2 separate regions of the Mus musculus genome follow, and region 2 is linked to region 1. Evidence: chromatin loops called from intact Hi-C (ENCODE). Cell type or tissue: left cerebral cortex. All regions are shown on one strand.

Region 1 (2,500 bases):
GTAACAGATTTAGCATTCCCAGCGATCCTAGAAACCAGTCCTTGGAGTGAAAATTTGAGTCATGATTGCATTTGTTTAGAGACTCAGGATGCTTGTGCACCATCCTTTGACTAGATTCTGAAGGGTTCCTTTGTATGGTACAGAAATTAGAGATGAAGGAGAGTTTGATAGAAACTTCAAGAAGGAAGGTAGGTGTTGGCTGTTAGGAATCTCCATGGGACATAGGCATTCAGACTTATATAAGTGCAGGTAAAGAGGGGTGATAAAAAAATGTCCTGATTGGGGTGAGCTGGGTGACACAGGAAGAAGGCAGTGGCCTGGGATTAACCAAGATAGCACAATCCTTAGTTAAAAGCAATGCTATTATCAAGAAAAGCCTCCAGCCTCCAGCAGGCTTACGATTCTTAACCTGAGAATCTAGAGACAAGGGAGGGAATTCCCAAGAGCTTCAACCTGCTTCTCTCTGTATTTTATGAAAAAGCTTACTGTCAGTGTTTCTAAAATCCCTTCTCTTGGGGAGATAGGAGCATTGTCAACACCCTCCTCCTGGGCCCTAACAACAAAACAGTGTTCACCCCCACACAGTTTAGCCTGTGGACCTGGAGTTTATTGGCCATACCCTACAGAGGTAAGAGGTTGCTGACAGGATCTTGGGTGCTCACAAAACAACTTCACTTAACATGATTAATGGTCTCTTCATCTCCTTGCTCTAGTTTTTCCAAGCCTATGTGTTCTAGTACCTCCTTCCCCTAGACACAGACTATTGGCAATGGGGGGCAAAATTGCAAAGAAATGACTGGGAGAAGTGTTTAGACATCAGGTGAGGATCCAATGACCTTCCCAACCCCTCCTTCTGTGAAAGAAAGCCAGCAATCCACAGGCCCAAACTTGATGCATTCCTGCAAGCAGGCATAGCTACTTATAATGATGGTGGCAAATTGGCTGCAAGGGAAGTACTTTATAGCATCCAGTATTAACGAAACTGTCGTGTCTATGATTAGTAGTTGAAAATATATTTCTAAGGTTTTTTTTTTTTTAATTATGGAAGTAAAATTCCTATTTGTGTTGAAGTTAATGTTTGCATGCCAAAAGATTAGCTTTCTAAACGATCCTACAAATAAAAACAAGCAATTTCAGTTTGGAACATGAAAATAACGTCAGTCCCATCCAACAGGGTCCTTTGCTTTCTGGCTCCGGTGCCTTCTCTCTGGCCTTAAACATTTCACTTCTACTAATTACTGATAGTGTTTTAGTCTCTCTTTTCTGCGAAAAGGGGACATTGTTGGGACTTCCCCAGCAAGCCACAGTTATGAGCACCAGGGGGAGTTCAGGTAAGCAAGCACCACCCTAGAGAAGATCGCCTTTTGGCAAACCATCTCACTTACTTGCAATGGCGTCCCTAAGAGAAGGCACACGGCACAGGGGACAAGCAGGGTGGGTGCGCTGCAGTAAAACTACCAGTGCCCATGACTCCATCGATGACACGGGCCAGTCCCCAGGCCCCTTCTGCGCCTCCTTGCGGGATCCCCAAGCTCTCCTTCCCACCCACCAGCCCCGCCCCCTTCCCGACCTCCCAACTCCGAGTCCATTCAAACCTCGCTGCCTTCGCCTGGCATTGCCAAGCGTGTTAATTGGGGAAACTCCTCCCCGCCGCGGCCGGCGGGCACCACCGAGGCAACCGCGACCTCCCGCCACGCTTCGGAGCGCAGCTGCCCCAGCGCAGAGCCCCGAGCCGGCCCGGGAGGTGGGGGGCTCGGGCTGCGGGAGGAGGGTGCCCGGCCACCTGCTGCCCCCCCTTCCCCGTGCTGATCGCTCCCGAGAGCGGACGCACCCCAGCTCGTGTGCGCCCCGCAGAGCCGGACCGTCGGGGACGCGGCGCTCGGAGCAGACACCTGTCCCTCCCAGTCCGCAGAACCCTGGGCGCTGCAGCCCGTGGGAGTCTAGTAGGCGCCGGAGCAAGTAGAGACCAAGCCCTGCAGAGGCCTCGGACCCGCTCCCGGAGAGCCATGGCTGCAAAGCTGCTGCTTCTCCTCTGCCTGTTCTCGGGCTTGCATGCTCGGTAAGTGGCTCCCAGGCGTTTCCAAGAGGCCGGCGGGGGCGGAAGGGCGGCGGGGGGCGCCGTCTGCCGGCCGCCAGTCCCAGGTGCGCGCCGTCCACTGGGCTGCAGAAGAGGGAAGGTTCCCGCACCTCACCTCCTCACCTGTAGGTCTCCCCCAGGTCCAGACCTCAGCTCCAAGGCCGCCACAGCCCTCTGCAAGCCGGTTTGTGTGGGGACTGTTTGGGTGATTATAGGATGTGGTGGTTTCAAGGGACTTGGGAAATCAAAATGATGAGGCAGTAGCCTTATCTTTCTCATCAGTTATCCAAGGGCTTTCTGACATGCATTGGTTAACACTCTATATGTTCCAGCACTGAAAAGAAACCTCCGGACCCAGGAATTCTGTTTTCTCAACCACCCTATATAGATTACAGAAGAGGTAATTTGCAGGAGGAAAGTGGA
Region 2 (2,500 bases), 440 kb after region 1:
ACTGTGGGCAATCAAGAACAATTACAGTAGCCTGTGTTGTTTTGGTTGTGTCTAGGCTCCCCAAAGTAAATAACTTATAGAGAGATATCCCATGTCTGGAACTGAGATTTTCATTTATTAACCCGTGTCTTCTGGGAGAGCATTGTCCAGCTTTGGACACCTGTTCAAACTCTCTAAAGTATATCTTCTCCTCTCTTCACCTTCTCGGTCCCTATGCCCACTTAACCCTTTAACCCAGAGTATGTATCCCCTCTTCCATCATATTATCTGTGTTCTACTACCCCTATAAAACGTATTAATTAATGGGGAAAATTAATTGGTACATTTCATGAAAATAAGGAGTCATTGCCATCTTAAGTCATTGTTTTAAAGCACTTCCTTGTGCTTAACAAGTGTAACAGGAAAATATACCCTGAAGAATAAACAAATGAGTATGATATTTGGAGTTAGCTTCAATGTAGTCCAGCTGAGGTGGAAAGCCAGTGAAAGAAGGCTTGTCAGGAGTTATTGCTAAAATGTTCAGAGGGAGTCAGGGAGCTCATTATACCTTTTCCTCTTCCTGACATACAATTGGAGACTCCTATCTTAAAAGATATTTGACAAACAACTTCAGGCAACCCATGCTATTAATCCCAGCATGAAAACCAAAGGAAAAGAATCATGAGTTTGAGGCAAGCTTGAACTATACAGTAATACCCTGTCGTAAACAAACTAACATACCCAAACCTACATCATCCAGAATCTATTACTGATATGAGGGGAGTTTTGTGTGATGAAACAGCAAAGGCTTTTATGTTTGTTTATTACTTTTGATACACAATAATGTAGAAGGGCCTGGTTGTCATATGTCCTGGAAGTCTGTTGATTAGATGTCCCATAAGAGCTTAAGAGCTAGATCTGTGTCAATTGTACAGGTACAACTTCCCTTGGGAGTCTGGTCCAACATAACTATGATGTGTTAAGTGTAGTGGCTATTCCTGGTTGTCAACTTGACTATATTTGGAATGAACTACAATCCAGAATTGGAAGGCTCACCAGTGACCCTTATCTGGAGGCTTGGAGATCCTTATCTGGATCTTGGTTTGGAGATCTTGAGCCATAGTGGCTATGGATTCCAGAAGATTAAATCTCCGAGTTTAAGGAACACACCTTTAATCTGGGCTACACCTTTTCATCTGGGATTAAGGGTCTGGTGGCACACACCTTTAATCTGGGCTACACCTTCTGCTGGAGACAATATAAGGACATTGGAAGAAGGGAGTCTAGCTCTTGCTCCTTCGCCTGCTTGCTGCGTGAGACTGAGTAACTGCTAGATCCTTGAACTTCCATTCACAGCTGCGACTGAACCATTGTTGGGAATTGGGCTGCCGACTGTAAGTCATCAATAAATTCCTTTACTATCTAGAGACTATCCATAAGTTCTGTGACTCTAGAGAACCCTGACTAATACAGTTGAGCTTTATTGCCCAGTGAAGGCCAAGGCAAGAAAGAAATTAGGTTGGACCATTAAAGGAAGACATACTCCTGACAGGAGCTACAGTGACACCTTCTGGTAGCTTATATGTTGTGCATTCTAATAGTGTTTGATTAAAACAATGGACAATAGTATTTCAATCAAATGTGAGCAGAAGTAAGAAGCAAGAAGGCATTGCTGTCATAATATCTGACAAAACAAACTTCAAACTGAAAGCAACCAAAATAGTTAAGGAGAGACACTTCATTCTTCTCAAGGGAACAGTTAGCCAAGAAGATATTACATTCATAAACTCACATGCACCATGCACACAGACACACACCAAACGCTGGTGCACCTAATCTCATAAAAAATAGATTACCAGATTAGAAAACACAAATTGATATCAACCCACTAATTGTAGGTGATTTCAATATTGCACTTTCTTCAATAGACCAGTCATCAAGACAAAAAATAACAGAGAAGAAACATCAGAATCAAATGGCATCATGGATCAAATGGATTTACCAGATATCTACAGAGAATATTCCAAACAAACACATCAAAGAATGCACACTCGACTTGGCAGCACACAGAAGCTTCTCTGAACTAGACCACATCCTGGGACACACAACGAGTCTTTACAAATACTAAAAGATTGAAGTCACTCCCTGTATCCTATCTGACTGCTTGCAATAAAACCTAAAAGTGACAGCAAATTAATCTCGGGTAAGTATACAAATTCATGAAGATTAAACAATTTATTACTGATTGATAAATGGGCCAAAGAAAAAAAGCAGGAAATACATAATGATTTCCTGGAATTAAATAAAAATAAAATAAGACAAAACCTCTGGATACACTGAAAACAGACCTGTGAGGGAAGTCTGTAGCACCGAGTGCCTGCATTAAAAACTATGAATGATCACAAATAAAAGACTTAATGTTGTAACTGAAAACTTTGAGGAAAAAGCCAAATTGAATCCAATTGAGGGAAAGAAATAATAAAAATCAGAGCAGAAATTAAGGCAATAGAAATGAAGAAAA

The links. Hi-C counts contacts between places; a loop is a spot of excess contacts. Peaks named below come from ENCODE experiments on the same cell type or tissue, not always from the same donor. Only the 100,000 strongest peaks of a DNase experiment are listed, where the experiment ranks them.
Region 2: a loop joins it to region 1, with 12 times the contacts of the local background. A loop is called at or near these places in 19 of 42 quality-filtered maps.

What each region holds. Positions count from the first base shown.
Region 1 is chr7:57,386,280-57,388,779 of GRCm38, reverse strand. It overlaps Gabrg3 (gamma-aminobutyric acid (GABA) A receptor, subunit gamma 3), which reads left to right and starts at 1,565. Exons shown (of 10, transcript NM_008074.3): 1 at 1,565-2,059. The coding sequence starts at 2,007. It overlaps Gm9962 (predicted gene 9962), which reads right to left and starts at 1,508. Exons shown (of 3, transcript NR_033504.1): 1 at 1,386-1,508. In left cerebral cortex, CTCF peaks have their summits at 1,319 (motif pointing right) and 2,111; DNase peaks (open chromatin) are centred at 225, 728, 1,448 and 2,070; H3K4me3 peaks cover 1,701 bases; H3K27ac peaks cover 1,548 bases.
Region 2 is chr7:56,945,632-56,948,131 of GRCm38, reverse strand. The region is part of intron 5 of Gabrg3 (gamma-aminobutyric acid (GABA) A receptor, subunit gamma 3); the gene reads left to right. Among named protein-coding and RNA genes, the nearest start is that of Gm39017, 360 kb to the left of the region's middle. In left cerebral cortex, a CTCF peak has its summit at 1,561 (motif pointing left); a DNase peak (open chromatin) is centred at 1,532.